Linked DNA regions of Mus musculus: region 1 is linked to region 2. Evidence: chromatin loops called from intact Hi-C (ENCODE). Cell type or tissue: left cerebral cortex. All regions are shown on one strand.

Region 1 (5,000 bases), 160 kb after region 2:
TGAGGAAGGGCAGCTTGACTCTTAAAATCACTACATCGGTACTTTCCACAGAGGGCTGGGGAGATGCCTCCGTTGGTAAGAATGTTTTCTGTGCAAGTGTGAGGACTTGTGTTTGAATCACCAGCATCGTATCAACAGTCAGGCATGGCTGTGCATGTCTGTAAACCCAGCGCTGGGGGCAAAGAGACACATGAGCTCTGGGGCTTGCTGGCTAGCCAGTGTTGCAAAACTGGTAAGCTTTCAGTTTAGTGAGAAACCCTACCTCAAGGCAATATAGCGGACAGACACACGGACAGACAAAGACACACACACACACTTTCCCCAAAAGTTATAGAGATAAATCCTAATGACATCACTGCAGTGGGATAGTTTGAGAACAGAACGCACTCCCGGTACAAGCCAAGAGAGCGAGCAGCTCATCGTGTCAAGGTGAGCGATGAGTTGGAAAGAGAGAAAAGATGGTGTGCTTCTATCAACAATGAATTTAAGAACTGGCAAAGGCTCTGTGGTGACGGAGAAGTTACTGTGGCTCCTGGGAATTGGTGCACAGTAGGAAAGGGTGCAAGAACCCTACTGCATGCTGGACTGTTCTATGTCTTGACCTTGGTGGTCTTTAAAACAAATTTGTATAGCTTTGCTATATTAAAAAACATCAATGAACACTTGTGCACTTTTATGCACACCTTAGTGTTGAAGAGCTATAGGAAGGTCACCTTTTAGCCTTGGGGACACTGAAGAAGTGCCTGGTCCACACGGGACCATACTGGACCAATCACATAAAGTAGGAGCTCACATCAACATCAATTTGGGCAATTGGACTAAATCTTGCTTTTGGTCTGTGCAATGCACTGTACTGGGTATGTGGGGGGACAGAGATCGATCAGATGGTACCCAGAACCACCTGATTGAGTCTGTTTGCCCTTCAGGGTTTGCTGTGTAACCATCCAGGTGAGAGGAGTGCGTCCTAGGGAGAGCACTGGTTATACAGATGAGCTCCAGTCTACAAACACGCTGGTGCTGTCAGCTCATTTCCGATGAGAAGCAGTGTTTGCATGTTTGGATGACGCATCATTTCACCAGGGACCACAGAAGTGCACAGCAATGCCAGCTCGGGAGAGTAAGATGCACTCACCTGTCTCGGTGTCCCAGAGTTTAAGGTACCTGTCGTAGGCCGCACTGAGGAACTGGGTTCCTGCAGTGTTGAAGCAGATGTCTCTCACAGCTTTACTGTGACCTGGAGGTGAAGCCAGAAGCTGAGATGAGAGAGAGGAGGAGCTGCAGCACAAGGGAAGCTAGACAGAGCCCTCAAGGAAGCCCCCCACAACGAGGCTGGGGAGGAGCCACTTTTATTCCTTTAAGGTGTTCTGCAGGTGGGTGAGCCGCACAACGCTTTGGTAAGAACTGAGAGAAAAGGTCTGTTTTTGTTTTTAATTTGTCCTGGCATCTTTTTAATATGCAGTACACACACTGATGACTACCCAGCCAAGGATTTACTGAGACCTGAAGTTCTAATGAGGCTTGGGAGGGAGGCGCACTGTCAGTTTCCTCAGTGTGCTGGGAGGAAAAGCAGAGATCCAAACCCGAGATCAGGGAGTGCAGCCCTCCTTCAGGTACTGCGGACTTCAGTGATCTCATTACTTCATTTCACAGAAATGAGTTCAAAACTATAGTGTTAGCTGTATTTTCTAAAAGATGTTATTCTGAACCGAAATTAATTTCAGGGCACTGATCACAATCCATCTTCCACAGTTCTGAGGAAAGTAAAATGCACTTAAACCAAGGCAGAAATTCCCATCTTTTCTCTATGACCAGGAAACAAATAATCTCACAAAATGTACACTGCTCAAACTGTCAACCCCGGGCTGTCTCCTGGAACCACCCCTAGCACAGCACTCCTGTCAGGCAGCAGACACCAGGGCAATACGCATGGCAACCAGGAGACCCTCCGCACAGCAGCTAGAACTCCAGTTCCCTCTGAAGAATGTCCTGGCAGGAAAGGTGAGGCCAATGGAGATCAAATGCACTGTGTCTGCGGGGCATTTGATTCCCCTGGAGACAGCTAATGGTTTCCCTGGAAGTCTCGTGTGCTGGTGTGGTATCTTGGTATCTATTTGCACAGAGTACCCACACACAGGCAGCACAGCATGGGAGAACAGACTCCCACTTTCATCTAAAAACAGAGCCACTGTGATCCACAGCCCTTCAATGTGATACAGTTAAATTTGGAAAAAGTAACAAGAAGCGACAAGGACATAGACAGCCTTGCCAGAGAGGCCACTGGCACACCCGTCCTTCCTTAGTTCCTGTCTTACCTTCAGGGAGCTTTCTCAATCACGGTTCTCACTTCTGCTGCTAGCTCCTGACCTGGCTTTAAAGCTTCGCCTAAGGCTACTACTTACAGGACAGCTTCACTAGCCGCTCAGACTCAGCAAGTCCAACCTCAGGTCCCCCTCCCCCCTCCCCTTGCTAAACAGCTACCTGGGGGTCACCGAGGGTTTCTGCTCTGTGCCATTCACATCCTGTTACCGAACTCATTACATTTTCTCTTTTCACCATTTCAACAGAGACTAATAAAATAACTGTGTGGTTTCTTTTCTTCCTTCTAGGCTTGTCTATCAGAGTATCTTCCAGACTGCCACATAATCTTTGTTCTCTTCCAATCGCATTACTTTCTAGTAAGGGCTGTTAAAAATGGCTCTTCAGTGCCATTACAGGACGCAGCCTCTTTCATTAGTGGCATGATGATTCTCCATACTCTGCCTCCCTTCTATTTTTAACCACATTTGTCCCTCCCCTATACCCTGGCAGATCGTTACCTCACGCACGCAGTCCCTAGCGCAGCACACAATCTCACGGCGCTCACTCAGCCTCCACCTCTCTCCCTTCCTCGCCCTCCTTGCCTGTCTAGAGAGATTGACTCCTTCCCGGCTCAGCTCAGCCTGTACATACTCTCCTTTACATCAGGGCAGTAAAATTACTGCTGCTGATGCTATTTTTCTTGCAAAAGCATTCCTAAACAGATTTATAGGCAGTGAGAAAAAGAAATATTACCAATAAATGTTCTCAGACAGCGCCGGTCTCCATAAACTTCCCATAGCTGGAGAAAATAAAAAACACATGAAAATATTAATGTTTTCTTTATGGTGTTAGAAACTGGACCTTGTGTACACTAAGAATGCGCTCTGCCCCTGAGCAAAGCTCTAGACCCGGGATATCAAGCTTAACACAAGTTTTTTTGTTTTTTTTTTTTTTATCAAATAACAACAGTCATTTGCTAGCTATGTGTGTGTACACATCTTTGTGGGTGGAGTGGATTTAATTACTAAACCCGGCCTAGTTTGCCAGTCTGTGTTACACAGCTGGGACGCAGTTATGTACAAGCATATTCTTTACACTCGAGGAGATTTTTACAGCAAAGCCTCAAGACAATTTAGCTACACATGCAGTTTATCTGGGACCTTCATTTTCTTACCATTTTTTTCCTCTATATTTTGTGTATTCTTCTATGAGGAACAGTTTTTACTTTTTGTAACAAACTAATTTTTAAAGCAATTAAATATTATTAGAACTGCTGCCATGTACCAGTTTAATATTGAAAAGTGTCTTTAAAAATATTTTCTGGGTAACATGTATAGACTCTATGGTTCACAATCTAATCATATCTAAAGCAGATGAATACAAAGGTTTCAAAGCTATGCCCGCTTGCCTCCCTCACATTCATCCCTGACAGCGTTGCTGGTGCTCTAAGACAGACAGCACTTCTGAGCACCCAATGCTAACTAGACAGAGGTCTCAGTTCTGCCCATGCCAGGCAAGGCCCTCTGGGACCTGCTCCCTTGCCTAGGACTGCAGTCGGTTTTTCCTCATATACTTTCTGCTCTGACAGCCACAGAGCTGCTGTCCTTCCAGCACCCATGCTGACTGGGCTCCTCTCCCGGCCCCACGCCCCTTCCTTGGCCTTCCTGTCAGCAAGCTTCTCCAAGGACAGAACCTGCCCCTGTGCCTGCCTGGCTTCCGGTGATTTACATCAAGATGATCGTTCCCAGGGACAGTCTGAATTTCAAACCTTTGATATTATAATCCCTCTGCATATAGTAGTTTCCAAATTAATATCCATAGATGTCCGCTATATTCAACTTTATGTTTTGTTCCTTGACCCTAGGGAAGATTGTAAACTTAATGGATAAAGTTAAAGTTAGAGAAAATTAGAAATTTTCTGAGAAACCATTTTAATCAGAGACAAATCATTTCTGTCACAAATGCCTGAAATGGCTGCTCCTATTAAAAGCAACGGCTTGCCGGGCGTGGTGGCACATGCCTTTAATCCCAGCACTTGGGAGGCAGAGGCAGGTAGATTTCTGAGTTCGAGGCCAGCCTGGTCTACAGAGTGAGTTCCAGGACAGCCAGGACTGCACAGAGAAACCCTGTCTCGAAAAAACCAAAAAAAAAAAAAAAAAAAAACCAACCAAACAAACAAACAAAAAAAGCAGCGGCTTTATATACTGATAGTATTCATCAATATTTAAAAAGGATAAAGCCTTAATGATCTGATCTTCCAAGCCACAAGAATACTATAGGATTGGTATTTATTGAGCCACCACAATGATCTGGACATAGAAGAGACACAATGATACTAACTATTCTTTAAAACTTAAGGTTTCAAAGACGCTCTGTTCATATCAGGTTGACAAGAGAGATAGCTCGCTTCCCTGCCTCACTATGTCTGGGAGGAAGGTTCAGATGGCGCTCGCTTCCTGAGAGCACCAAGAACAGAGACGGCTAAGGGCACTGCTGGTTGGTGTCCCAGTGTTCAAAAGGAAAGGATAAAAGAAATTATACTGTCTACTCTCTAGGTGTGGGGTTTTCATCATAGTCTCTTCTTCCTCAGCCAGTCTGAGGAACAAACACTCAGTTACATATCCATAACCTCCATAAAAAATGCATTATTCCTGATTCAATATTTATGTGCCCAATGCCAAAGCGATTGGATTACATCCTAA
Region 2 (5,000 bases):
ACAACATAGTTATGCAATATATGTAACCCTAAATATTGGTCTATTTTCCCACAGGAAAACAGAAGCTCAGAAAAGATACATATTTTGTTTAGTGTCTCATATCACTCAATGAGAGGGTCGTGAATCAAACACAGTTCAAGTAAATAACTGCAGGATTTGAGGCTGTCTCTCTCAGCTTGTGTGAATGAAAGTTTATAATCTTAATAAAGACTTTTAGCTGCAATTTCCCTGGAGGTGGGCAAGTAGATATCTGTCTGTCTGTCTGTCTGTCTATTCCCATCACGTGTGTATACTTTCAAGCATAATAAAACCTCCAAGCCCCTGAGGACCGGTGATGGCCAGGGAATGCACTGGATTAGGCTGATAAGTTCTGTGACTGTGGGGAAACAGGTTTAATGCTCTCTGACAAAGAATAATTCTGCCAAAAAGGAATGGGAATCTCAGAGAGCAGAGCTCCCTATGGAAAATCCCAACATTCAAATGAGGAGGTGGCCAGACTTCATTCTAGATCTCTGTTGTCCGTGTCGCAGGCTAGGGAGAGAGACAACCTACATAGAAGCATGGAAAATATATCCATATGTGTGTGTATGTGTGTGTGATGTGTATGTGTGCTTGTGTGTGTGTGTAATGTGCATGTATGTATGCTTGTGTGTGTGTGTGTGTGTGTGTATGTGTGCGTGTGTGTATGTGTGTGTGCGTGCATGTGTGTGTTGGGGGTGGGTATCTGGCCATGGTTTAAAAAAAACAAAAGAATCCCAAAGAACCTGAATGTAAATCTAGAAATCAATGTCACCCTAAACAGGTGGAGGGAAAGAATCCTAACAAAAGTGGGATACCAACCCCATTTGTGAGTCCAAACTATGAGCATCTAGATTTCTTTAATTAAGGTCAAGGTGACAATGGCAATCCCGGCTAGGGAGCGTTTTGCCCAGAGATAAATATGTCCCTCTGCATTTCTGCCAGGCAGCAGGGAGGTGTGTGTTTGGAGCTAAATTAATTTGATTTCCAGCACTCCATGGTAACTTCTGTTCCCTCTTTCCCGCTGTCAGATGTCTTCGCTGGCTGTCTCCCTTCCCTTCACCCCCACACATTTCATAACACCGAGGGAGAAAGCATGGGCTGGCTTCGGGCAGAATTTAGAAACTGAATAACTAATTTGATTCTTCTGCACGGAGTGCTATTCTCTCCTCTGTACGGAGTGCTATTCTCTCTCTCTCTCTCTCTCTCTCTCTCTCTCTCTCTCTCTCTCTCTCTCTCTCTCTCTCTCTCTCCCCTTGAGGGAGAGAAGTTGTAAACCTGAGCATAAGTATGATTATTTTTATATCATGCTTAGTGGCAAAAACTGCTTGACAACTTTTTCTTTGGGGCCAAACCTGGCGGCTCACCTCTCCTCTTTCCTTGTGTCTAATACTAACACCAACAAATGAAGTCAAAGCTCAGGCGCCCCGGAGGAACGTGCTCTATTCTGACTCTGGCTCTCCCCACTAGCCAGACTTTACAGGCTGGTCACACCTAAGGACACCCAGCCCTGTTATGGCAGCCTGGGTGCACGCCTAGCCCACCGCCCCTCGCTCTTCCTGCTGCGGCTGGGCAGGATAAGGTTACGCCGGGGCCTCCCCGGTCGCAGGGAAGAAGGCGGGCCGCTGGGGAGTTGCCACAGTTGTCAGCCCGGTCCGTTGGGAACGCTTCTCTGCAGGCGGCTGGGAGCTGAGGGTGGGACCCAGAGCACAGCCGGAGGTCGAGGTCCCCGCCATGGCCACTGTCAAGCCTCCCGGGCGTGGTTGTGGAGCCCTGCCCCGGTGGCTGCTCGGTGCCGCGCTGCTTCTGGGCCTACGGCTTTGCATGGAGTTGCGCCACGCGGGCTCGGGACCCCCGGGCCGCGGCGATTCCCCAGGGCCACCCCGGACACACCTACTGTCGGCGCCCGGCTCCCCACGCGGAGCCAGAAGGAGGCAGGTGACCTACGTGCGCAGTGGGCGCCGAGTGCTGCCCCGGGGTGGCGGGAGCACGACGTCCCCAGAGCCGAGCTGCTGTGCCCAGGGCGGGCTTCTCCGCAGGAAGGTCAGTTGCAAACCATGCAGACATGGACCTTGGAGTTGAGCCTGCACCCAGATGGCGCTAGGGAGCCTTCTGCTCAGGCCACTGGGACCTCAAGACTCTTCTATTTCCTTCTAGCTGAGCTCTCCCTGGAACTTTCTGTAGTCTCACTCAGTATCCCTATAGAATGAAGTGGAATTGAGCAGGGATCATGCAAATTCAACTAACGTTTGCTGAGCGCCTACTGTGGCAGACCTCCTTCTAGGAAAGGAGCACCAAGCAACCACACCCATTTCAGCAAGGGAGGGGGCGCTGAAAGGGAAGGAGGCATGGCTTGCCATTGTGTTTTCCCCACCCAGGCCTGGACAAAACCGGATGGGTAGACACTATGAAAGGCTCATCCAGGTGATGGTCAAGATCTGCCTTCCAGTAGCATCCAGACACCGCCCCCTTCACCCACTCCGACCCCAGAGTCCCTACCCAGCAGTGGGAACTGGCACCGGGTGAGAAGCCAAACCCATAGCACCACTTAGTGGGAAATAATCGGATGCTCCAGGGCCAGATCCTTGCCTTGTTAACTTCCCGCACTTCATTGAGTAGGTCAGTTTAAACCTCTGGTTGTTGAAGCCTCACCTTACACCTTCTTTTGGGAGCTCTGTGGTACCTAGGACTGAAAAGATTAGGAATTGGATATATGAGCTTGCCACATCCTTACACCTGCCACTCTTGCTTCCAACTGCGGTGCCATCCTCCGAAGCAAGGCTGGCTGTGCTGCCTGGAGTCGGGTTTTTCTTGATGGCATCTGAGCACCCAGCCCCCACCTGCGAGCTGGCCCCTGCATTTACCAGCCTGCTCTTCCTTTGGCTCCTCTACTCTAACACCCCCACTACTTTCAGTGATTTTCTTCCCCCACTTTTATATGCCCTGCGCTCAGTCTTCCCACATGGCATTGCTTAACAGGCAATTCTCTTATGTTCTGGGACGCACACAGCTCTTTTTTCTGTCTCCGAAATGCACCTCCTATATAAAGACTTAGCTAGTTACTCTAAAAGAGACACCTCCTTCTCACTGTGTCCATGCAGTTCCCATGATGCTGTGCTAAGCTTTCAAAACCCTTGCCAAGGGCTTCCACTGGATGCTGGGTCAAGTGCTGCCAGCACAAACTGAATTCAAAGTGTCTGGGGCTCAGGAAAGTCATACAATTTGATTCAGGCCTTGAACCTATGAAGAAAGATCAAAAAGTGAACAAAGGAGACATTTGAACTGAGATTTGATATTTTTTTTAAGAGTCTGGCCTCCTTTGTTCCTCTGTGGACACCCTTGAACACTCTGTCTTTGATAATCTCCCCTTTCTGAGTGATTCTCCACAACTTTTGTTTCTGCTGTCTCCTGTTTAAGGAGACCTAAGGGGTTGTCTTCCAGGTTATTGGTGACTAGAGCCTGCCTCACAGTGTTTAGGTTTGGAATGCATAGAATCAGGGGGTCACTGGGGGTGTTTGTGGGAAGTTCACCTCTGTCCCCTGTGGGATGCTGGAACAGAGATCAGTCTGAAAATGGCAGGCAGGTGGTAGCTATGGAGGTGGCGAGATGTAGCAAACATGGGGAATGTTGGAAAGTTACGGGGAGAAGCAGCTATCTTGGTTTATCTCTGTTATCTGTTTATCTTTGGTAGATTACAGATAGAATGTGCTGACCCCAGATAACTTTCAAATATCTTTTAGTGATTCAGTTGGAAATGCCAAATAGACATTCAGACACATTGATCTGGGGCTTAGAGGCAATGTCCAGGCTGAAGTAGCAATTTGGGGCTATTGCTCGCAAGTAGCATTAAAACTATGAGATGGTATGAGGTCAACTGGGGGTGAGTGTGACTTACAGGACAGGAGTCTGAGTACTGGGGTTCAGTCATTACAATTAAATTAAAAAGAAGATGAAAGGAAAATGTTAGTGTCTAGCATGCTAGAAACACAATGTAACAACTTTTATTTTCTCTAAGTTGTCTGAAGCGTTAGCTGCTCCTCAAGTGTAAACTGTTACAGAGTATTTACATTCTTTTGCCATATCCCGGTCCTGCTCTGCGCTCCAACCTGCATCTTGTCAATCTTCTGCCCATTCCTACTTCAGACACTTAGGTCAAGGTTCACTGAGAACCCACTCCTATCTCCATGCCGATCTCTCTGCAGCCTGTGATGGCAACGGACAGCAATGCCTTCTGTGAGTTTGAGTTGCTTTGTTCCTGCGGAGACCTGAGAATCCATTTCAGATGGGATGCTTTGTCTGAACAAAGTATTCTCCGTTGGGAGGGATTTCATTTCCCATGGTTACCATGGTAAACTCCGGAGACACTAACATGTGAAAGGTGGATACAGCTACTTCTTGAGTTTCTAAATGTCTTTATAAAAAGTAAGGCTTATCACTATTGTAAAAAAATTGTTATTAGCCTCTCATGGGAACATTTGCCTTACTTAGATTATCTTCTCCATAGTTAGTAACTTATTTTATATGAGATTTTTGAAATTATAAATTTATAATGAAATTATAAATTTACAAATATATTTTATATATAAGCTATATATTTCATATATAAATATATGTAATTACAATTATAAGATTATAAACTTTACTTACTTCATAGTAAGCATTCTTATACTCATTATGAGAATATTTATCTCATCTCACTAAGTTCCTAAACAGGATTTTGGATTTGTTTCACTTTGCCAGTCTTTCACAGCTGAGTTAAAATATTCCTCAAAACTGGAAAGGGCAGTTACTCCATCTGTGTTCTGATTTATGGGGATGGAGTTCACCATCTTATATCCTGGGATAAACTTTGTTTCTTTTGAGCCACACAAAGCAAGGTATAATTTAAGGTGATGCACCATTAATAAAAGGAAATAGAATTTGGAATTTACCCATGGAACTTTTATGTATTTTAACTTTATTATTTTATTTTAATTGCTTGA

What was found. Peaks named below come from ENCODE experiments on the same cell type or tissue, not always from the same donor. Only the 100,000 strongest peaks of a DNase experiment are listed, where the experiment ranks them.
Region 1: it touches region 2 in a loop (10-fold over the local background); 5 of 42 quality-filtered maps call a loop at or near these places.

The regions. Positions count from the first base shown.
Region 1 is chr10:40,841,910-40,846,909 of GRCm38, forward strand. Cdc40 (cell division cycle 40) reads right to left here. Exons shown (of 15, transcript NM_027879.2): 9 at 3,052-3,097; 10 at 1,133-1,234. Among named protein-coding and RNA genes, the nearest start is that of Cdc40, 39 kb to the right of the region's middle. In left cerebral cortex, no CTCF peak of the experiment used is centred here; DNase peaks (open chromatin) are centred at 2,152 and 2,803; H3K27ac peaks cover 3,062 bases.
Region 2 is chr10:40,681,604-40,686,603 of GRCm38, forward strand. It overlaps Mettl24 (methyltransferase like 24), which reads left to right and starts at 1,679. Exons shown (of 5, transcript NM_177793.3): 1 at 1,679-2,061. The coding sequence starts at 1,753. It also overlaps a transcript of Ddo not described here. In left cerebral cortex, a CTCF peak has its summit at 2,103; DNase peaks (open chromatin) are centred at 484, 1,052, 1,633, 2,165 and 1 more place; H3K4me3 peaks cover 1,426 bases; H3K27ac peaks cover 4,397 bases.